Linked DNA regions of Homo sapiens: regions 1 and 2 are each linked to region 3. A link is a loop called in an ENCODE intact Hi-C map of the cell type or tissue named here. Cell type or tissue: ascending aorta. All regions are shown on one strand. Region 1 overlaps SMOC2 (SPARC related modular calcium binding 2). Region 2 overlaps SMOC2 (SPARC related modular calcium binding 2). Region 3 has its middle 57 kb from the start of SMOC2.

Region 1 (8,000 bases), 220 kb before region 3:
CCCTCTCCCCGATGGAGATCACGAACCCAGCACTGCTCTTCAGGTAAAGGCTGGGGTCACCCTCTCCCCACACTGGAAAGCCCATTCAAGACCAGTGCTGCGGGGCCCTAGATAAGCAAAACCACATGGCTAGTAAGTCAAAGCTTACCAGTATCACTTAGCCAAAAAGTCTTCTAGTAGGAAAAGAAAACTGCCTACATCCTTCGTTCCACCTCGCGGATGCCGGGAACATGGAGGTGCAGTCTCCACCTCCCCAGGGACCCTGTGAGGCACGGGGCAGAGTCCACACCCACACCACACGCTGTGCCCCACCAGGTGGGAACAAGCTGGACAGGTGCATGTGAGTGGCCGGCCGCCTGGGCATCCTGAGGAAGCCGTCCTGAAGGATGTGTGGGAGGCACAGGAGCTAAGAGAGATGCAGCTCAAGCAGAGGGAAGAATTCCAGCAAGGCTCAGACACGGGAGCCACATCAGGGCCTGACATGGGAGCCACAGCCAGGCCCGACACGGGAGCCACGGTGGGTCCCGGACATGGGAACCAGAGCAGGGCCAGACATGGGAGCCACAGCCAGGCCCGACACGGGAGCCACGGTGGGTCCCGGACATGGGAACCAGAGCAGGGCCAGACATGGGAGCCACGGCCAGGCCCGACACGGGAGCCACAGTGGGTCCCGGACATGGGAACCAGAGCAGGGCCAGACATGGGAGCCACGGCCAGGCCCGACACGGGAGCCACGGTGGGTCCCGGACATGAGAACCAGTGCAGGGCCAGACATGGGAGCCACGGCCAGGCCCGACACGGGAGCCACGGTGGGTCCCGGACATGAGAACCAGAGCAGGGCCAGACATGGGAGCCACGGCCAGGCCCGACACGGGAGCCACGGTGGGTCCCGGACATGGGAACCAGAGCAGGGCCAGACATGGGAGCCACAGCCAGGCCCGACACGGGAGCCACGGTGGGTCCCGGACATGGGAACCAGAGCAGGGCCAGACATGGGAGCCACAGCCAGGCCCGACACGGGAGCCACATAGGGCCCAACAGACACACCACGGCCCCGACACAGGAGCCACAGCTCAATGCAAGTGCCTGGTTCTCCAGCCTCACATGAGGACCTGGGAGGATGTCAGGGGGCTGGGGAGGCTGGAGAGACAGAGTAACCCTGTTATTTAAAACACCAACCAGAGTGTGATCAGAGATGCCAGGGCAAAATAAAGTGAGGTGAACCTGTCCAAGAAGAAGGTGTGGTTTAGGAAGGGCTGGTTTAAGAAGATCTGGTTTAGGAAGGTGTGGTTTAAGAAGGTGTGGTTTTGTGCCTCTTTTTAGAATTTCTGCTACACAGGATGTGATAGTCCCAGGAGGAAACCTACACAATGAAAGAAGAACCTTCAAAAGCCAAAACGGTGACCCAGTCGTCACTATGTAGCCCCTTAAGCCAGACCTAGATCTCTTGTGCCATATAATAAAATGATGGCCTCCAAAGACTCAATGATCGTTTGCTGCCAAACACCTGCTAACTGTCCTACATAAGATGTGAATAAGTATTTGGTGACAAATCAACTGCTCACCCCAAACAAGTGAATTTTGTGTGAAAATATTATCAGCTTTACATGGAAAATAGAGGACCTACATTGGCAAAACCTTAGAAAAGCAACTTCAAAAGGAAACGGTACCTTTTAAGAATAAAATACATCAGCCTGCATGGGACCTGAAGGATCTTCCTACTCAAAGGCTGCTGTGTTATTTTGGAAATAGGTTTCTCCTCTCTACCAGGAACAGCCTCTATCCTGCAGCTATTTTAAGACCTACTTGTTTTTTCCTAATAAGGATAATTATCTCCAAATAATCAAAATAATTAAGTGGTCATGAACAGTGCACTCCCAAACATCTATGGCAACAGCACAAGCTGACCTTTGCACAGTTTGCGTCACGTGGCTTTGATGCCTCAGCAATCTGGTTTTCGTCTGAGGTGTGGGCAAGGAAACGCCGTCTTCATTGTGAGCATCTAACCATCCTTCTCCTCCTGTTTTAGCAGAGAGGAGCATGGTTTCTGACGTGCCCATCCTCACAGTGTGGGATGCTGTATCTCCAAATGGCACCTCTGACACTCAGAGAAGACAATGACATCATGTTTCTCAATATCAAGGACCAGTTGTTCTCACTGGACAAATGACTGTGTCATCTTTAAATCAATAGTCTGGGTCTAGAGTGTAACAGATTAGATTCCACCAGGAAAAGGTCTTCCTGCCACGTGCACTCCTGAGAGGCAGCAGAAGCCAGCCTCTGTCACGGTCCCTTTTACCAATGAGAAGCGAAACTGACTTCCATAAATTGCACTCGTATCACCTGTGTGAAGACCACAGTGCAGCTTGGCTTAGAAGTGATGCAACTTTGTGCTATCGAAAAAAAAAATAAGTTAAGAATCTTGGACTCTTCAAGAAGTACACTAGGGGCAAAAGACAGATTGAAGTGCACGTGACAAGGTCAAGACCAACCAAAACCAGGAAACATTTATTGAGGGCTTTCCATGCAGCAAGCATGTGAGAAGCTCATTATGTCTTTTAAGGAAACATCTTGCCCACCAATATTAAAATCGGACTTCAGAGACAAGAGATGACACCAGATAATGGAGGAGGAGAACTCCCTCCTGACAGGGCCATCAGGGGGATGGAATTCAGCCAGCAGCTGAGCACAGCCTGCAGACACGGGGTCAAAGGCAAAACACCCTTCACTAGGCATGCACAGGGACGGGTGTGTTTGCACCATCGTGATCTCTTCCCCCACCCTCACCTGCGAGATCCAGAAAGAAGCTGATTCATTCAACAGAAAGCAAGTTGATTGCTCACACAAGGACCATACTCTCATTAAAAAAAAATTACTAGAACCAACAGATTCCTCAAACCTGCCTCACAAGGAAGACACTGAGGAGGTACACGGCTGGGAAACCATGAAGAACTAAGACAAAGACAGTTCCTAACAAGCCAGCCCAGTGAGCTGCACGGTGTTTACCAAGAGCTGGCAGAATAACTGTGCTGTGTGTCCCCGGAACCACATTCCGCCCTCTGCTTCCCTGTGTCAACCATTCTCGTTACTCATGTTGTGGAATCGCTATGAACACGTAGCAATGAAACATGTATAGACTGTGGACATTCTGCTCTACCCTGTCCTCATTTATAAGCCGAACATCTTTACTTTTTACAATTTAAAACCTTTCTACCAATGACAGTACAAATAGTACAGGAAGCACAAAAGTTTACTCATCCGGAATTCATCCAGTTTCTGTATGAGACAAGATCAAGCACGTACTCTAAACAAAGTACGCTGTAGTGTGATTTTCATGTCTCTGAGATGTTGGTTAAACATACACAATCTGGAGATATTTAGAGAAAAAAAGATCAAAATGAAACAAATGGCAAGTAGCTTTGAAGCTTCTTAATGATATATCAAATTCACCCCATGACGTCTTTTTGTGACTGCATTTTTCAATTATTATAAATTTTAATTCACCTCTGTTTAATTACAATATTTCTTTGTAATTAAACTCAATACATACATTCAACTCATGTTTTCTTAAAACCTAAACTTTAGCTTCATGAACTGTTGATTCAGTGAAAAAGGAATGTCAGAAAGTGACAGTGAAATGTAGGTAGAATGAATAAAGGGTTCTTTGGGCTGTGGGGTTCAGGAGCATCTAGAGAGGTTAGGGTGCTGTGTGCTGATCTGATTTGTGAGGGGCCCTTTCTTTCTCTTCCATGTCTGACCTTCCATACACAGCAGCAGGGAGGAAGCCCCCCAGGTGCTCCCCGTGTGGGCTCCTGGCCCCCTGTCTCCCTGCCTGGACTCAGGGCCCTCTGCAAGGAGGTAGGAGGCCTCAGAGTCAGACAGGCCCCCTGGGAAACAGAGTCAGATAAAGTCTTTTTCATTCCAAATTTGCAAGAAACTGCATGGTGGGGCCTGTGGATTCGGGCCACACTCGCGGGTGCTGCTCACCTTGTAGCTGGCGGCCCTTGTACAGGTCCCGGGCTTTGGCTGGGTGGGCCCTGGCCGTGTTGTCACATTTCGGCTGCTCGTACCTATGGGCGGGGGGAAGGCGGGGGAAGGAGAGAGAAAACAACGGGCTTGAGACCAGCTGTGGTTTGTCTTCCATTTCTGGAGTGTCCTACCCTAGCATACACCGTGACCTGTGGCTCTGATGCTATGACACCCATGACCTCCTCACTCCTTTCTGTCACCTTTGTGGATATTTGGCATAGAAAGCTATTGCTTGCAGTCAGTAGGAAGAAGCACACTGTGACTTCAATCACACAGCAGGGCCGTCTCTCCATCCCGTCTCTGAAATGAATCTCATCTAGCAGCTGCCAAGCACCCACACCTCCCCCTCCTCCCGTTGCAGGGTTGGATGGAGCAGCGCCCACACCTCCCCCTCCTCCCGTTGCAGGGTTGGATGGAGGAAGCACTTGGGTTGTTTCGTCAGAGCAGGAGTGTGTGCACGAGGACAGAGGGTGTGACCACTACCCCCACCCCGCCCAAGGAAAGGATGCAAAGGACTTCAGGATTTAGATTCCTGTAGCACCAAAGGCCAACTCATTTCCAATCCACCTCGTGAAGCTACGAAAGTCTGCCTCAGTGTTAAAAAAAAAAAAACGACTCTCTGGTCCCACTTAGCATCAATGACAAACTGCAGGTTAAGTCCTGAACAGACAGGGCTGACATCCAAGAGGGCAGGTGCCCTGGCTGCTGCGGTTGCAGAGCTCATGGGAGCAAGTGGCTCTGTGGTACTACTGAATTGGCAGTGGGAACCAGGGTGCCTGTCCCTAAGGGTGTCAGATTCAAATCCGGTAAACAGCTCATAAACACTGCCATATGCATGCCATTCAGCAGCCCTTGACCAAGGCCTGCTTTGCCTGGGTTTTATCCTTGTCCTGGGTGTAGGGCAAGGAGGAGACCCCTGCCACGCAGACCACCAGCCTCATCCAGTAGAGGAGGTGGACATTTAAACAGAGTGCGGGCCACCATGAGAACCTGCCTCCCGGAGCCCCCACCCCCAAGGAGGACAATCTTCCGCACACAGAAATCCTTCACTGTGGCTTTCACCAAGAAGTGGGGCTTCTCACCAGCATGAAGGAGACGCCGGGGAGGTGCGTTCCCGGGAGATGGGAGATTCCTGGGTCAGCACACCCACCGCCCCTTTCTGTGGACTCGCAGGACCCCAGACAGCCCACACCAACTTTCCTCGCTTCCCCTCCACTCAGCTGACCTCATGCTGCATGGCGGCTCCCCAGCCCCCTGCCCCTCCCATCCATGAGTGTCAGGCACGTGGAATCCTTCGTGGCGGCCTCCTCAGGCCCTGGCAAGTGACACACTGGGAGACGCAGTGCCCGCCAACACCATCATGGGGCACAGGTGCAGTCTTGGGGCTCCAGAAAGACTCCTTGGAAAATGAAGAAGACAAGCAGGAGGCCAGCGGGAGGGGGTCCGGCCCGGAGCCCTGAGGTTGTCAGGAGGCCAGCGTTCCGCCAGTTCTCATCCTCTCCCTCTGCCCTATTTTCTTTTTTCATTCTTAAAGAAAGGGCTACAAGATCCTATTTACTTCACAGAGATCACTTTAGGTTCTATTTTTTTCATTGCTTACATGCTTTTCAGCCATAGAAAATAAAATGAAATTTCTCTCTAAAGGGACATATTTAAAGTGTTCTAACAGAGGCCCCAGAGAGTCCAGCAGTCCCAGTGAGAGGACCCCATCCAGCTGTCATAAGAGTCAGGAACCACACATTCCTGCCACCCTTGGCCCTCAATAGCCTCTTTGATACCAGAAAACCTGCCACCCCAGTCAGACAAACTTAATATATCTTTTTGAAATATTGTTTTTGAAATTAAAGTCTCTGACACACTCTGGCAAACAGTTAAGCTATCACATTCTAACTGAAAGCCATTAACTCATATTCTTTGAAAATGTGGGGGTGGGGGTCAGCTCCAAGAGGTCACAAGAAAGGCGAACTCAGTAAAGGACCTGTTACCCAGCCAGGTGTCTCCTAATGCAGCTGCTGCTGCGGCCAGCAGGTGAGAAGTAAAACATTCACCCAGAGATGATGTGTACAGGAAGCTGGCTTCCTGAGGGATTAGGAAGCTCTTATTTTTACTTATGCGTGTTAAATTTGTAGAACTAGGGCACTCTGAGGGCTGAACGATCTTCACTTCAAGCTCCGGGTCAGTGTCTCAGGGGCCGAATTGAGACCTACATTAGAATGGACCCTTCCTGCCCGAGGGCTTATGAAGGGGGAGCTGCCAAAAGCCAGGCGAATGTCCCAGCTCAGAATGGATGACGTAGACTCTGAGGATAGAGTTCCAGCCCTTAGGGGCCATCTTGCTTCTCCGAGTATCAGAGGGCACACCTCCTTAGAGCCCTGGACTGCTCTGTAGTGTTAGAAAAAGGAAGTGTTAACATGAACTCTGTTGTGCCCCTGAAGCCCTTCAGGATCAGTACCTGTATCCTTCACATGGGTGGCACGAGACTAGATCATTTCTTACCCTCATTCCAAATCTCCTAGCTTCGAAGCAATCAGGAAGCCAGCCACCTGGACGGGCATTTCGGTTTTGTTCCACATTTGGGATAGAGGTATGTTGCAAATCCTATCACTGATGCTAATATAAAAATATATATTTACATGACAGTATTCTGCTTGTTTTAATGAGTAGTGTGAAATGCCCATGACTTGCAGAATTGACAATCTCAAGAGAGGAGAAAGAGGAGAAATAAGTCCGTTAATTTCAGCTTTGTCATCCATCACCATTCTTTTCAATAGGTTTATTTTAACTTATTTGTATAAGGAAAAACACAAACGTCTCTTCTCTCATTGCCCATCAGATACCAGGTTCTCTGCCAGGGAGAAATGCAGTCCTATGCCCACATGATCCCCTGCACACCCCACTGAAAGACACGCTCTGGGGTTGGGGAACAGAGGCTACACACCTCATTGAGAGACATGCTCTGGGGTCCAGGAACAGAGGCTGCCCAGATGTGAGGTAGGAACAGCCAGCAGTTGGATGGCAGACAGACAAAGGCTTCATCAGCCTCTCTGTTCTGGGCATGAATGCAGAATCTGGCCATCAGCCTGACTCAGCTCAGTCTGATGGCCCCTTCCCATTCTCTCCTCACTACTGTTAGTGGCTGAGGGGAAACTTGCCCCTCGGCTCCCACCTGGACTCTACCATTCATGGGGGCCTGCACTCATGACAGGTGCCTGGACCCCTCCTTCCGGGATCTGCAAACAATGACGAAGATGCCAATTTTGACACAAAAGTCAGGGGCACTAGGAAGGGCTGAAGCCTCTGCCCCTCCTCATATCTCCTTCTAAGTGATGGGTCCAACTAGAAACTGCACCAGAGCAAGCTGCTCCTGCCTCATCTGGGCAGAGTGGCATGTACTTGTGGTCCTTGGGATGAGTCTGCCACAAAACTAACGCCTTTTAATTCTCATGCATGGTGACATGAGGATAAGAGAGGTCACATATCAAAGACGATGCAATTTATGTTTATAGCTTCTTACTGTTACTGGATTATTAAATGTTTCTTCCCCATCAGGAAATTTAGAGGATGATTAAAGAAAACAAACATCTTAATTGCCAACCCAGGTATAAATCAAAACTATGAAGTATCTCCCTGGGGCTGCTTATTTCAGAAAATTAATAAGAAAATTGCGCTGAGGGAACAGAGGGCATTTAAATAGAAATGCGACCTGGTTACTCAATAATGGCAGAATCACTGGGAGATGAGGAATGGTGAAGCTGGCTGTGGCTTATCAGATACTGCCTAATATTGATTATTTTGCCTGGTGCCCAGTACCCATGTCTCCCTAGGTGATCAATTCAAACCAGTGTAAACCAACTCAATTTTTCTTGCCAGCAGTGGGTTTAGCCATGGACATATGATCTAATTCTGACCAATGATCCATGAATTAAATTTGCTAGCAGAATTCTAGGGAAGGGATTTTTGGCTCCAAAGAA
Region 2 (8,000 bases), 160 kb before region 3:
GCTCCACTTCCCAGCTCCATACCGTCCCTCGCACTCCTCCCCAACCCAGACTGTGCAATCCCCACCCCGGCTCACCTTCTTCATCTCCTTGAGGCTGAGTCTCCAACGCTGGAGCTGCGGCATCATCTGAATTCAGAACGGAAAAGATTTGCAAGGAGACTACAATTATGAGAGTAAGTTAAGTAAGTGTGCATACGGGTGGATGCTGAGGACTTGCACTCAGTCCCCACAGATCAACCACAACAGCAACCCCACACAGACCCAACGCGATGCTGCCTGCAGCTGCGGCTGGAATGACTATACCAGTCTTGAGTGAGCCGCTACTTAAAATGCTCGAGGCTAGACACTGACCTAACTTCACGTGGAAAATATCCGATCAGTTCTAAACTATCAGAGCCAATCACAGGCCATAGGGCAGATGAGGAAGGAATCAAAATAATTAGAGTAAAGAAAGTCTAGCCCTGGGAAAGAGAAGTCATAAATTCAGGCCACTGGAGGTTACAAAAGAGGGCTTGGCAGGGACTGGGGTGGGGTTGAGCAGAGCCCTGTGCCCTTAACACATCCTCTGTTTTCCCCAAGAGAAAGGCAAGGGTTGGAGAATCCTGGACCCCTTTCTACACCTCTGGCCCTCCCTCTCTCCACTGCTGCCATGGCATAATCTAAGTAAGGATGTGAGTGGGGCACGGGGTGGAGGGGACAGGGCGAAAGTGATCGGAGAATGGAGGAAAGGGCGGACTGGGGTGTCACAGGCCCCTACACCACCCATAGACTCGCATTTTCCAAGTGAAGAATCTGTATTTAATTAATTGACACACACACATTGGGCCCCCTGGTAAAGAAAGAGGTTTTAAATGGCTCAGAGACCTGGCAGGATGGTGGAGCCTGTGAGTCAGGAGTCCTTCTCCAGACACTCAGGGCCCCACCCAGGAGGCAATCACAAGGCACTGTGGTGCTCTCAGGATCATCCTTTTTTTTTTTTTTTTTTTTTTTTTTCACTGAAGCTTGCTTATATCATTTTGTTAAATAACTTTTGGATTGAAATATAGGAAAAAGTGGCAAAGATGAGGGCCAGATACAAGGCTTACGTAGATAACTAAGTCATGAACTTCCCAGTGGTCTAAAGAATAAAGTTTCTTATAAGACTTTTTAGGGGGAAAATCAAAACAGATTTTCAAAAAAATTTAACATTGAGCAATCTCTCAAAAACAGTTTGCTAGCTATCAAAATACTGACAAAAATGTAACATCAGTTATTTGAAATATCCAAGTCTAACACTGATAATAACAATAAACTAGGAATATTCTGTGGTTGAATATTTTACAATCTTCTTCCAAGAAAATAAAACAAAATGGGAAACATATTTTAAACACAAGAACATACAAAAAGTCTTAAAAGAACATATTTGAAATTTTTTGGAATGAGGACAATCAAATACATTATTACTGTTGTGTGTTTTTGCTGAGGCCTCACCAAGTCACCACTCTGGGACCACCAGCCCATTCCCCAGTCACTGGGGCCAGACCAGTCTGAAAGCTCAGCCTGAATGGCAGGCAGGGAGGGCAGGTGTGGCCTGAGGACAGGGTGAGTAATGGGCCCACTGGCCGTTCCTCCTCCCAGCCCTGATTCTGGGCACCAGAGGCCGCTCTCCTTCCTGCCCTGTCCATGCTTCCCTCCTCAGCACGGTCATCATAGGCCCTACTCCATGCCCCCGTCCCTCACAGACGGGGTGGCTCTGTCCCAACAAACAAGGCCATTGGTGGCTGCTGAAGTCAGCCTTAAGGAAATAAAACAAAAATCTCGAAGAGCTGTGCATTTTTTACTTTCCCTCTATCAGAGTGTGTGAAGTGTCTTATTTGTGTCTGGAAACCAGCTCTGTTGCTTAATCCAGGTATCCCCTCTGCGTATTCCGGCCTAAAGTGGGGGGTGTGTTCTTTCCTTAACTCACTTTCATGCCCATGTACTAATTCCTCTAGATTTTTTTTTTTTACAGTGGGTACAATAAATATCATAATAAACAGGATTAAGAAATGCCCTCTGAAAGACGATGATCCTTCCATCTCCTCCTCCCTTTCCACATTTGATTAATTTTCCTAATCATGAGATTGTCCCTTCCTTTCTCTACAAATGTCGACATACCCACACCATTATCTTCTCGACTCAGTTCACGCAGCTCACACTATTGCTCTATGCAACTTTACCCCTTCCTTTCCAAACATAAACCCTCCCCCAACCCAGTGTCCCCATTATGCCTGTCATCATTTTTCGGCTGGAAAATGAGCTATCTTCCTTGACTGTGAGGCTTCTTCTGTTCCAGCTCACACCTGTTACATATTTCCCCTTCCAGGAAGCCAGTCCTGCCTCATCCTTGGTAGGCACCCTCTGGACAGAAAGCCTGACATTTACTTTCATGCCAGCTTGTCCCTCCAAAATGTCAGTGTCCTAGTAATACAGAACTCTTTTTGCAAAGGATCTTCCAGGGCAGGGATGGGCCCCACCACAGTTTCCACACATGCAGAAGGGATTGGTTGAATAAAACTCCGATTTTTATTTTTATTATTTTGTTTTTGTTTTTGAGACAGAATCTCACTCTGTTGCCCAGGCTGGAGTGCAGTGGCGTGATCTCGGCTCACTGCAACCTCCATCTCCTGGGCTCAAGCAATTCTCCTGCCTCAACCTCCTGACTACCTGGGATTACAGGCATGCACCACCATGCCTGGTTAATTTTTGTCTTTTTAGTAGAGATGGCGTTTCACCATTTTGGCCAGGCTGGTCTCAAACTCCTGACCTCAGGTGATCTGCCTGCCTCGGCCTGGTCTGTGTTTATATTATTTTTGTTTGTTACTGGTTCATTACACTGTAACCTACACTAGAAAAGAAAAGTACCTAAAATTTTGGTACTAAAGTATTTCTTCTCATCTTGAAAACAACGTCTGACTTTAAAGGCTGATGTAAGAGAAAAGCAGAAATGTGTCCTGGTACTGAAGGGTGTTGGCCGAGGCAAGGGCAGAGAAGAGGATGGAGACTTTCCCAGGGGGGTCATGGTGGGCATGTGACAGACCCCGCAGACCCCGAAACAGGACCTGCAGGCTGCGACATGATGTTTAAGGTTAAGGGTTCTGTTCAGCTCTTGTTTGTACCAGTCTCAGAGGCAGGGATTGCTGTAGGTAGAAAAACTGTTCCTCTTCCTCCTTGTAGGGAGGAGTTGAGGCATCTTTATCAGGGTCCTCAATAACTGCAATGGTTTAGAATCCCACAGGGAGCCAAAATACTGAGCCTCAGCCCTCTCCACAGTCACAGACTGGGAGGTTCCAGGGGGTCCTAACAGCATCTGCCGTTGGTCCCGAAACAAGCCTCGGAGCACAGGTCCAACACCAGCGACCCCAGCGGAGCACAGGCCCAACAGAGCTGGTGATCGTGAGTGAATGGCATTGCTGAATGAATGCAGAAGTAACAAACTGGTTCGGCTCTCATCATCATCACTAGTGGATGTTTCAACTTTAACTTGAGAAGTTATTTCACGGGATAAGTTAGATGTTACATATCGTCATAGACATTTATTCTAAGATAGTTACCTGTTTTTCCTGTGCCTTCGCGTTGGGGTAACTTTTCATTTACGGAACCTAAAAGAGGAAAATAAGGAGTGAAATGAAATTATTTTGGACTCTTAAATGGCCATCACAAATTAAGTTATGCACATATTTTTGCTCCATTTTGACTAATTTGCCGTGCTTCGGCATGTTCTACTTAAATTCTGTAAGCTGTCTAGTACCCTGAGGGGACACTGTCACCTAAACACTCAGACCCTGGACTCAGAAACAAAAGATTAGTTTCTGCTTCTGGCGCTAAGGGGTTGCACATGTATATAAGACCTTAAAACCCAATATATTAGTCTCTTCACCTCAAAAATGTCATCATAGCCATAACATACATACCCATGTTGGGGTACTGAAGTGAATTAGGTAAAAAAGGAAACGTTTTTAAAATCTTAAGACATTACACAACCAAAGATAACTAAAAACCCTGATTTCAGCTTGATTCTGATTTATAGAGGAGAATGGCGAGGAACTACCTTTTGGTAGAGTATTGAAAATCTACTAACTAATGTGTGACCAAGTTTAAATGTTTATATGATGCTGAAAGATGCATATTACAAATAGAAAGTGTAGTTCTTTCTCTTCCAACAGACTGAAGCCACTATATGGATCCACTTCCCCCTCTTCATTAGAATACCAACTCGAGAAATAAAAATAGTTCGTCTCAGAGTTTACTGGCAGTTGAATATTCTGTTTAGAATTAACGTGGAATTCCCATAGCCATACACATGCCCAGTAAAACTCCTCAGGGGAAACATCTTAGAACTTGAAATTATTTGTTTTTGTTTTCTTTTTTTTTCAATTTTGCATATGACAGAAATACAGACCAACATTCAAATTAAAAATATAGCTTATGACATTTTGAGGATGTTTATCTTATTTTTGGGAAATGCAATAGTAATGTGGCAGGAAATTTACAAGCAATTCATTGGATGGCAGAGAAAACGGAGTAACTTCAAGGCGCCATCCATCCTCTGGCACTCTCAGCGGACACTGCCTCGAGGTCACAGTGCCCAGACACCCCTAAACACATGTCAACGGTTCCTATGAAGGAACACAGCGCAGCCACCCCAAACCCTCCTCTGTAACAGGTACTCATCAGACAATGCTGACTTCAGAAAGCTGAATGAGGATTTACACGGGAATGTTCTCAGCGGTTTCCCTGCAGGCTGCATATCTAAAAATAACTAAATAATATGCGTTTGGGAATTTAGTGTCCCCAGGGGATAAAAAGGAACACAATTCTCCTGGTTCATCTGCCAAAGCCAGCCTTTCTCTCTTTCCCAGCTGTTACTGTTACCATTTGGTTACATATTACATTGTTTCCAGGCCTTGCAATACAAGGTTTTTCTTGGTAAGAATCCCCTAGGATACAAAGCTAACCTCACTGTGTGGCCACCTCCTGAAGCTCTCAAAATCCTCCTTTGCTTGTTTCTCCCTTTTGGATCATCTCTTTACAAATCCACATTTCTTAAAGAGCTTAAGCTTCTCAGTCATCAGTTTATTTTTATCATGTGTTCCCGAAAGAGGCAAAAAGTATTTTCTACTTTTGACGGGAAATGATCATATTTTGATAATAGTTCTGAATATTTCTGTGCAGGTTTTAATATCGTAAGGAAAATGTAAATATGCTAATAATTAGAATATCTTTCATGAGAGAGTTTCTCAATTGAAATAAGAAAATATTTTGCACTGTACAGACAGAACAGTACAGACTGCAAATTCAAAATTTCGCCTGAGGTCAGAATCCAACATTTAAACATTCTCTACACTCAGGCAGCCTCTGTCTCTGAGCCGACCAGCACTGTGGCTTTCTCTTCGGGCCCTTGCATTGAATCAGTGTTTCCTTAAATAAGTCCACACAAAGTTAATCTGATCTTGTTCTTCATATGTAAGAGATGATTTCAAGACAGAACCCAGCGTCCCTTGATAACCTGCTCCGTGATTCATGACTCAAATATTTTACAAGACAGAAATTGGAGGAGATCCTGATAGTGCATTGACTTCACCTTTTAACCACCTTGGGATGAAAAGATGATGCCCAACCTTCCTGCCCCTGCCTTCCTGTAAGATCCTGGCCTCCAGGATGGGAAAATAGCTCCACATATTTCCACAGGCCAGCAGAGCCATGCAAGCACACAAATCCAGACCCAAGAAAGCAACTCTGATGCTGTCATTGCATTTTTCTGGAGATAAGGATTTGCTGAACTTCCAAGTGTTTATAACAAGCAAGATTGCCGGCTGTACTTGCAGAAAAGGGGCCGAGAAAGAAGGGTTGACTGATACGCACAGTGTCTGCAGACAGTGAACACCTTTGTGAACCCCGGGCTGGAGGCTGGACCTTAAGGATCTGCTTGCTGTTCACAGACACAAAGAGGTTGCTAAGTGATCCCCCTCAGCCTTGGATTCCAAAGGACACATCTGAATTGCTCCCATTTGTGAGATCCCATTCCATCTAAATGCTATTCTAAAGGGGTGGGTTTTGTCATAATGGGGATACGAATTTCTGGTGGAAGAAGCCACAAAGTACAATGTGAGGAAACGTCTCCGGTTTAAGGGAGGAATAATAGCTGTTAAGTCTTGTAGCTCTGAGCACTTGGTTCAAATCCAGCCGCTCTCAGCCTTAACAACGTGTTACCAGAACAGCCCAGTGGAGGGAACGGTGTTATGCTGATGGAGGCAGTGGTTTGCATAAGCTCCTTCCAGACGCCCTTCCCAGGTGAGTGAGGGGAGGGAGGTCTGCGGCACAGACGTGAGAGGGGTGAGGGGCAGCTCCCTGCAGGGAGTCCTCCTTCAGAGCAGCTAAACAAGCCTGCGGCTCACCCCTTCCGAGAACTTCACATCCTGGGGGCAGGTTTACAGCATCAGATGAGGGAGGCGAGAGAAAAAGAAAAGGGAACAGCAAGGGCTGCGTTCTCTGGTCTAGACGGCGTCTCTGTGCTATTGGGCTTTTCTCAAGGTTCCTGCCCTCCCATCCTCTCATCAGGACAACATGAGGGTGACAGGAAAGAGGGTGCCAATTTCTGAGGATGTGGCGCTGCAGGGAGAAGACAGGGCATGGGCAGCAGAACAAACGTCCCTCCCTCCTAGCTCCGTGCCCCTGGCCAGGCACCTTCACCACTCGAAACCTCTGTTTCTTCATCTCTGGAGTGGGCAGTGTGGTGAAAGCCCACCAAGTACAGCTGAATGGACCTAGCAGAGCAACCCACACATAGGAGTGCACAATGGATGTTCACCAAAGATGTGCTGTGTGCGCCATCGGAAGCTGCCTCTCCACGTGCTCTGCTGGACACGCAGCTGGGGAGAGGTCCCCTCCGGAAGAGCAATGCTCCCCACTCAGACCAAGCCATCCAAAACAGAGCAGCCTCTAGGAGGGCACCAAATGGCCTGCAGCCCTCAGGCCCTCGCCGCCATCACCTTATGTGCATTCATTCATTCCTGGGCTCACCCCCTCATACACACCTGTCACGTGTCCACAGGAAACGACGGCAGGGACGCAGCACTACACACTTTAGTCCAATTTGGGGAGGCGGGCATTAAACAGAATTTACTCAAGCAATGTCTATTGCAACCGTGTACACAGCTGATGTCTATATAGCTCTTACTGTGTGCCAATCCCTGCTATGTCCTTCACAGACTTGAAGTCATTTAATGTAGATGCCAGCCCTGCGAGGTGGGACTGCCATCATGCCCGTTATACAGACAAGGAAAGTGAGACCAGAGGGGTAAGTAACTGGCCCAGGGCCACTTAGGAAGCGGCAGAGCCAGGATCCAGGGCCTGCTTTTTTAGTCCTCAGGAGAGCTGACTTTGAGCAGAAAGGCCTCTCTGAGGAAGAGTAAAGGGGTGAGTAGGCATGGGCCAGAAAAGAAGGGAGAGTGGACCGGGAGGGCCAGGAGACCACGCACAGGCTGGCAGAGAGCAGCACACAGCCCATCCACCACCACAGGGATGCCAAGCTGCTCCAGATGCTGGAAGTGCCCCCCTGCAAGCCCCACCTGTTAGGAGCGTTCTGTCCCCACTGGGCTTGCCCATCTGGCAGGACTCTCTCAGGCAGCAGCCTGCTAGAGCCGGTGTGGAAGGCCTGAGCCCGCTGTCCTGGGACCCAGACACCATGCACAGTGTGGCCTGTGAGGCTTGTGGGCTCTGGTTGGCATCAGATCCACGATTTGATCTCAGGACCCTTCCCACTTATGAACGGACCAAGGGGTGGTGAGAAGGGTGGAAAAGGGTGGTGTGTGAAATGGTGCAGTGGGACGGAGCTGCCTGTCTGGGCGCTGGCATGGAGATGCCCTTGGAGTCGGAGTTCAAGAAAGCCGGCCAGCCCCGTGGGGATTCTCTGTCAGTGGCAGCTCAAACAGGTGCCTCTCTGGCTAGACAAGAGATGGTTTTCTACACACAGTGATTTT
Region 3 (8,000 bases):
AAATCTTGCCCAGAAATGCCAACAAACAAAATAGATAAAGCAGGGCTCTCCCTTCTGAGGCAGGCCTGGTGGCCGGAGCTAGGCCACCCTCTCCTCCCTGGGGACCTCCAGGCTTGATGGAGCCCCTTCAGTGGACAAGTGGAACCACAGGCCTGAGAAGCTCTGCTGGGGACAGAGGCTAAACAGAGAGAAGGCCCCAGGCTTGGGCCAGTTCTACACAACGGGCAGCTGAGATGGAGGGACGCCTGCATCCTGCCGGCTTCCTCCACCCAACGGCCCCTGCTGACATGTGTCCCCATCTCCTCACACTGCCCTGGCCGTCCACTGCCCTGCGAGGCCTCTGAGGACAGAAGAGGAAGAGAGCTGCAAGGCTGGCACGGACACAGCCCCATCCCCTGCGGTTCCTTCAGGGCAGGTCCTGCTCTGTGTTCACCAATGGTGGCTGCGCAGTCCCACCCTGGGAACCTCAGTAAACGTCACCCACTGAAGACTCAATGCTCAGGAGGTGGCCAGCCTGCACACAAGACCTCCAGGACCTCCTGCACTGAATTAAAACTCAGGATGGGAAAGGCTCCCCAGCCCTGGAGCCCTGACAGGGGTAAGCCCCCGAGACCCCAGTTCTGCCCAGAACTAGCCCTGAACTTGGATGTGTGCAGGCACTCAAGGCAGGGGTGGACCAGCACATGCCTGCAGGGGCTTTAGTTTAAATGTATATGATGCATATATACGATGAACACACATGTATACACACGTGGTGTATACACATGCGGCATCTGCACACGACGTAAATGCACCTGGCGAGTACACACGTGGCATATACATACATGCCCTGCATATACAACATGGCACATACACGCATGATATACACACACATGATGAGTTAAAACCAGGCAGGAAATTGCCTGAGGTGGCCCAGCTGGAGGAGGCCTTTGAAGCCAAGCACAGGACCCTCCATTAAAGAAGAATGACACCAATGGTCACAGCAGTGCTGGTGCACACAGGAGGAGAGCGGGCTCCATCCCTCACGTCCCCTTGGGTCACAGAAATGCTGGTGAACAGTGGTGGAGAGGGGGCTCCACCCCTCATGTCCCCTTTGCTGCTGTTTGCCTTAATTATGTGTTTGCATCCACAAAACTACTTTTGGATTCTGTGACTCAAAGAAATGCAAAATTAAAAAATAAATCTGCAAAAGTCCACCTGGTTTTCAATCAAACCTGTCTTTCCTTCCACCCTCACCCCTCCTAAAAGAGAAAGGAAAGCTGTTGGGTGAAGTGTGGCTCCCAGTCAGGGACAGGGATCAGCCCAGGTGTGCGGCAAGCCCAGCCAGATGGCTGGAAGCGCTGCCAGGCTGTGGTAGGGACTCACAGGAAGGTGGTGCCCTCAGCCAGCCTCCAAGGGTGTCTCACCAAGGGTTAGGGATCTTCCAGCATCCCCAGGCCAAATGTTAGCAGAAGGTCCCACAACCTCCAGTGCAGTGCCAGGTCTTTTTTATAACCTGAAAGCAAGAATTCAGCTTGTTTCTGCAAGAACGGCTGTAACAGCCCAGCAGCCTCCATGGGACACGTGGGACACACATGCAATGCTGTCCACATTCACATGTGTGTACAAAGCACCATGTTCTCTCACACACTTCAGACCAGGAGGAATGGGTGACTGACAGTTTCCAGTTTAAGGGGCCTGGGGCTATTTGTCCCTGTTGACTTCCAGCTGGGAGGAAAAACTGGCACAAGGAGTGTGTGAGACAAGCCCCACACCTGAGCAGGCACACCTGGGTGGGCACACCTGTGCGGGCACATGCACTGCAGCCCACCTCGGCCAAGGCCTCCAGCTACCAGCAGCTTGGCAGGCAGCTCCCATGGCTTTGCAAGACCTGCAGCTGCAAAGCCAGAGCCAGACCCACCGGCAGACACAGAGGTGCCCTGCTTGCTGGGAGGATGCATCCGAATTATTTCTGTGTGCCAATCCCCAAAGGTCCCTGTCTCTCAGAATGTGAGCAAGACCATGGTCTGGCTTCCCACGGGTGGAGCAGAAGGCTTTCCACATGGTCCTGCCAGGGGCACAGATACTCCATCCCCTTCCCAGATGAAAATGCAGACCTCCTTGGTTTGGCATCAGAGCAAAGGCAGAACTGGCACTTGGGCGATCCACGAACCACGCAGGCCTCTGCTCCTGCCCTTTCTTGTGCATCAGAATTCGGGACAGGACAACTTCACGATATTACATGTGCGCTGGGACACTCAGTTGCTATGTCCACAGGCAAATTCAGTGAGGTTCCTAAATATTCCCCAAGGTGTTGATTCACAGCCGGCCACCTTTCCAAAATTGTTTTCATAGCTCTTCCGCCCACTTTCGTTTGAGATGGAATTATGCCCAGATTCAGCGGGGGCAGCTCCACCAGCCACTTAGCTTTGTTTCCCTCCTCAATGCTTTCAAAGGACGTGTGCAGTCTCCGTAAAGCAGCAAAAAGATTATATTGGGCCTCTCGAAAGAAGGAAAATTTGAAAAAAAATTATCTTCATATGGGTATGTTTATTTCAGATTCAATATATAAACTGATCTTAGTTGCTTCAAATAGACAGCGTCTCATCAAAGCACGTAATAAACATTATTAACCCTGCCTGGCTTTGTGCGCCCGGGAAGAAGCCCCAGGGAGGAAGGAGGGGGCCAAGTCAGGACCGGCCCTGTCCCACCCACACACGAGTGCCGAGGGGGACTTCATGGACCCTCGCCTGAGGCCTCTGTGACTTGAGTATTTCAGGCTGTTTTTCACATAACTTTGGTTTGATTAAAACCCCAAATGCATTTGGCCAACCACATTTCTCTTTAACTTTTTAGCATATATTTATTTTCAGGGAAATGTCAGCCATGCATTTCTGATTCACTCTTTGTTGCCTCCAAGTTGGCCGGTGGTTGGGGGGGCGGGTTCTCGCGGGTGCCTGGGGCTGCCCCAGGAGTCCGTGAGGACAGCGGCAAGCGCGCCCCAAACTCTTGTCTCCTCACATTCCAGAAATGGGCCCCGGAGACCAGATGGATGGTGATGGCACAGAGAGAGCCTGTGCGTGTGCGGGGCGAGGACGTGTTTTAACTCTGAGCAGCGCTGGATTTGTGGTGATGTTGTAACTCCTAACCCATGATTTATGAGTGGTTTTTGACTTAGAAAAGCATGTTCTCTCTGCCCGGACTAACAGAATGCTCAAGCCTGGCGGAGGCACCCCGGAAGGCTCACGCACCCGGCCCCTCTGTCCGGACACCCCCATAGGCCTGACTCCCCTGTGGCCCCGTTTCCCCAGCTCACCAGGTAAGGGCTGTTCACAAAGAAGAAGAAAAATGGCAGAACTTTCATTAATGACGTTCACGTTAGGAGAACTTGCCCTTCACCACACACCCACTGAAACAACAGGGCTTCCTCCTGAGGAAAATGGGAAGCGCCGGGGGGAGTCTCAGGTCCTGGTAGTTGACGGCAAGCTTCAGATCCAGGAGAGATGAGTCTCATTTCCATTTAAAAAATAATTCACTCTTAAAAGCAGGGCACTGCTCAAGACTATATAAAGCTCACACTCTACATTCTTGAACGTACTTCAATAATTGTAAATGTGGGAATGCACAGTCAGTAACTGGGAAACTAAAATGTGAGATTCCAACACATTTACTCAGTGTTGCTGTTGAATTCTCCATGTGTCACGTGGCCTTTGCCGGGAGAAGCCGGCCTTCTGCCCAGGCAGTTTAGGGACAGACTTACTCTTCACTTTTATGTAGAAACCAACAGAGCCCCTTTCAGCTTCCACCAGGTCCTTAGGACAGATGATTCCTCCCCTTACACACAGGTAGTGAAAAAGCAATTCCACCCAGAAAAAAACTACTAACCGAGAATGATCAAATTCCTATCAAGCTTCAGCAGATTCAACACCAGAAGTTGGTCAAAGGAAACTCAAGTCTTTGCCTAAGTATTTCCATAGAAGTTCCATTGTTGACCAAGAGAAGACACGGGCTTCTCACTGAACTTTCCTTTAATGGGTTCCAAATTCTGTAATAGATTTTGACCAAGTTGATTCAATGAAAATGTGCTGACTTTAAAAACTAGTAACTTAAAACTGCCACGCATGCACACACACGCACGCACACACACGCACACACGCACGCACACACATGCATGCACACACACGCACACACACGCATGCACACACACGCACACATGCACGCATGCACACACGCACACACATGCATGCAAACACGCACACACACGCACGCACACACACGCAAACATGCACGCGTGCACACACACGCACACACATGCACACAGACGCACGCACACACACATGCATGCACACACATGCATGCACACACATGCAAACATGCACACATGCACACACACGCATGCAAACACACACATGCACACACACGCATGCAAACACGCACGCATGCACACGCACGCACACATGCATACACAAACACGCATACATGCACACACGCATGCACACATACACATATGCAAACACATGCACATGCATGCACGTGCACACACGCACGCACATGCGCACACACGTGCACACACGCATGCAAATATGCATGCATGCACACTCACGCACACATGTATGCATGCACACACGCACACACATGCAAATACGCATGCACACACATGCACACACATGCAGGCATGCAGACACATGCACGTGCACACATGCACACACACATGCAAACGCACATACATGCACACACGCACATGCACATACAAACACATGCACACACGCACGCACACATGCACACGCACATGCACACACGCAAATATACACACATGCAAATATGCATGGATGCACACACTCACGCACACACGCACACACACACATGCACACACACACAAATGGTCCACACTTTCTCCTTCCTTCTGAAGGCCCGTGCAAAATGTCTCCTCAGCACCAATATTGCAGTGTCTAAACCCCATCTGCTGGGTCACCTCTTGTCCTGGAAGCTGACCAAATATTTGATCAGATCACGGAGAAGTCCGCCCCATGTTCTCCCTGGGTACCGAGGCTCAGTACCCTGTGACCACAGCTGGGTGGGGGTGGGGGCTGTCCATAAAATACACCACTGATGGTGGCCTTCCAGGGGTACTGAGGCTTACGGCCCTGTGTCCACAGCTGGATGGGGGTGGAGAGTGTCCATAAAATACGCCACTGATGGTGGCCTTCCAGTGGTGTTTTCAGAAGCAAAGCTAACTCATTGTAGGTTGAGTTCCTGAAGAACTTGCTGCCATCAGCTGACCTGGGCAGCCCTGGCTTTGAATCCCAGCACAGGACTCTGTGACATTAAACAAGGGAGTTAGCCTCTGTGAAATCCTGTCTCCATGTCTGTAAAATTAGGACATTAATGCCGGCTCACCAGGATTTTAAATTTTAAATTACGTGGAATAAGCAGCGAGTGCATGACAGAATTCTTAGGCTCTCACACGTGCCCAGCACAAAGTAATTCCTGCCTCTTTCCCCTAAAGCTTTCACCTCCCAGACTTCACGGTCCTGGTTCTACCTAATTTGCCACAGCCCTTTAGTTTGAGTAACAGCTGCGTAGGGCACTTCTGAAGGTTTGGAGAACCCTTGGCGACGTTACCCAGCAAAGCACCGGGCGTTATGAACAACACAGGCAAGCGTATGCAGCTGGGGGCGTCAGACAGAAAGCAGCAGGCGGGGGGCTCACCTGCAAGCGCATGCAGCCAGGGGCATCAGACAGAAAGTGGCAGGCAGGGGGGTCGGGAGCATTTCAAATGGACCTATGTCACAATTGCGTCTCAATCCAACCCTGCACCAGCCATCATTTTTGGTTTCTCTCCAGATTAAAAATAATAAGCAGGAAAAATTAAAGACCTATGACCATCCTGGGCAGAAAACCTGTCTATGTGTCCACAGGCCACAGGGCCGCTCTGGGCGGTCACCGGCTGAAAGCCCATGAGGCTCCGAACGGAAAGTTTTGGCACCAGCTCATGCTGTCATTCACGCACTCTCGTGGAGTCCAGCAGCCCTGCCGGCGGTGGGTGGTGGATGGGTGTCTGGTGGAAACGTGACCACATCGTGGAGTCCAGCAGCCCTGCTGGCAGTGGGTGGTAGATGGGTGTCTTGTGGAAATGTGACAGCAGGTGACTCATGGCTCCCGTATTGGGCTCTTGTATTTTCTTTGAATGAATGTCACTCACTGTCTTGCAGATGCCCACAGCCTGGCAGTAGGTAATTTTCTAAACAAGGACCGTGGAGCTTGAGTGTAGGGAGGGCATGGGTGGCAGCAATGGCCGGCGCTTGGCAGGCCTGATTAATTCACCTTTTTAGCATGGCTTGGGTGAGAGGCCATTGGAAATTCTTCCTTAATTATGAAGAAATTAACATGGAAGGTTTGTACCTGTCAGAATGCACACAACTTCAACATGAAGGACACGGCTTACCCAGTGTGGAAGGCTGAATCATGATGCCCGCGGTGCCATGCCCTAATTCCCAGAATCTGATGCCCGCAGTGCCACGCCCTAATTCCTGGAATCTGATGCCCGTGGTGCCACGCCCTGATCCCTGGAACCTGGGGATGTGGCCTTGCGTGGCAAAAGGGACTTTGCAGATGTGATTGAGGAAAGGGCCCACAGAGGAAAGATGACCCTGATGATCTGGGTGGGCCCTAAATTTCCCGAATTAATCACAGGCGTCCCTGGAAAAGACAGGCAGAGGGCCGCTGACCTCAGGAGAGGGAAGGGGCCCTGGTGTCAGGGGCAGGGGTTGAAGCGATGTCCTCTGAAGATAGCGGGGGCCAGGAGTCGAGGACCACGGTGGCCTTGGAAGCTGGAACAGGCAGGAAGGGGTTCTCCTGGAGCCTCCAGAAGGGGCCACCCCTGTGGACACTTTGACTTGGGCCCAGTGGGACTAATTTCTGGCCCACGGAACTACAAGATGGTAGATTTGTGTTGTTTTGAGCCACCAAATGTGTGTGGTTTTTGCAGCTGCAGTGGGAAAATCACACGCCCCATGTCATGAGTGCATCGCCCAGCAGGGCTGCGTGGGACTCGGGCTATGTGGGACTCGGACTCGGGCTGTGTGGACTCGGGCTGTGTGGACTCGGGCTGCGTGGGACTCGGACTTGGGCTGTGTGGGCCTCAGGCTGTGTGGGACTCGGGCTGTGTGGGCGTCAGGCTGTGTGGACTCGGGCTGCGTGGGATTCGGTCTACGTGAGACTCGGGTTATGTGGGACTCAGGCTGTGTGGGACTCGGGCTGTGTGGACTCAGGCTGTGTGGGACTCAGGATGTGTGGGACTCAGGATGTGTGGACTCAGGCTGTGTGGGACTCAGGATGTGTGGACTCGGGCTGTGTGGGACTCGGGCTGTGTGGACTCGGGCTGTGTGGGACTCGGGCTGTGTTGACTCGGGCTGTGTGGGACTCGGGCTGTGTGGGACTTGGGCTGCGTGGGACTTGGGCTGTGTGGACTCGGGCTGTGTGGGACTCGGGCTATGTTGACTCAGGCTGTGTGGGACTCGGGCTGCGTGGGACTTGGGCTGCGTGGGACTTGGGCTGTGTGGACTCGGGCTGTGTGGGACTCAGGATGTGTGGGACTCAGGATGTGTGGACTCAGGCTGTGTGGGACTCGGGCTGTGTTGACTCAGGCTGTGTGGGACTCGGGCTGCGTGGGACTTGGGCTGCGTGGGACTTGGGCTGTGTGGACTCAGGCTGTGTGGGACTCGGGCTGTGTGGGACTCGGGCTGTGTGGACTCAGGCTGTGTGGACTCGGGCTGTGTGGGACTCAGGCTGCGTGGGACTTTGGCTGTGTGGGACTCGGGCTGCGTGGGACTTTGGCTGTGTGGACTTTGGCTGTGTGGACTTTGGCTGTGTGGACTTGGGCTGTGTGGGACTCAGGCTGTGTGGACTCGGGCTGCGTGGGACTTGTGCTGCATGGGACTCAGGCTGTGTGGGACTCAGGCTGTGTGGACGTGGGCTCTGTGGGACTCGGGCTGTGTGGACTTGGGCTACGTGGGACTTGG

The links. Hi-C counts contacts between places; a loop is a spot of excess contacts. Peaks named below come from ENCODE experiments on the same cell type or tissue, not always from the same donor. Only the 100,000 strongest peaks of a DNase experiment are listed, where the experiment ranks them.
Region 1: a loop joins it to region 3, with 2.6 times the contacts of the local background. A loop is called at or near these places in 9 of 110 quality-filtered maps.
Region 2: a loop joins it to region 3, with 5 times the contacts of the local background. A loop is called at or near these places in 10 of 110 quality-filtered maps.

The regions. Positions count from the first base shown.
Region 1 is chr6:168,604,227-168,612,226 of GRCh38, reverse strand. It overlaps SMOC2 (SPARC related modular calcium binding 2), which reads right to left. Exons shown (of 13, transcript NM_001166412.2): 9 at 3,988-4,070. Among named protein-coding and RNA genes, the nearest start is that of SMOC2, 170 kb to the right of the region's middle. RefSeq lists an enhancer at 5,103-5,639. In ascending aorta, no CTCF peak of the experiment used is centred here; no DNase peak of the experiment used is centred here; H3K27ac peaks cover 402 bases.
Region 2 is chr6:168,539,245-168,547,244 of GRCh38, reverse strand. SMOC2 (SPARC related modular calcium binding 2) reads right to left here. Exons shown (of 13, transcript NM_001166412.2): 5 at 3,573-3,620; 6 at 76-126. Among named protein-coding and RNA genes, the nearest start is that of SMOC2, 100 kb to the right of the region's middle. RefSeq lists an enhancer at 5,995-6,922. In ascending aorta, a CTCF peak has its summit at 1,614 (motif pointing right); DNase peaks (open chromatin) are centred at 1,632 and 4,706; H3K4me3 peaks cover 409 bases; H3K27ac peaks cover 7,663 bases.
Region 3 is chr6:168,379,921-168,387,920 of GRCh38, reverse strand. No RefSeq gene overlaps it. Among named protein-coding and RNA genes, the nearest start is that of SMOC2, 57 kb to the left of the region's middle. RefSeq lists enhancers at 3,881-4,380, 4,381-4,882. In ascending aorta, a CTCF peak has its summit at 6,074; a DNase peak (open chromatin) is centred at 3,698; H3K4me3 peaks cover 1,671 bases; H3K27ac peaks cover 1,876 bases.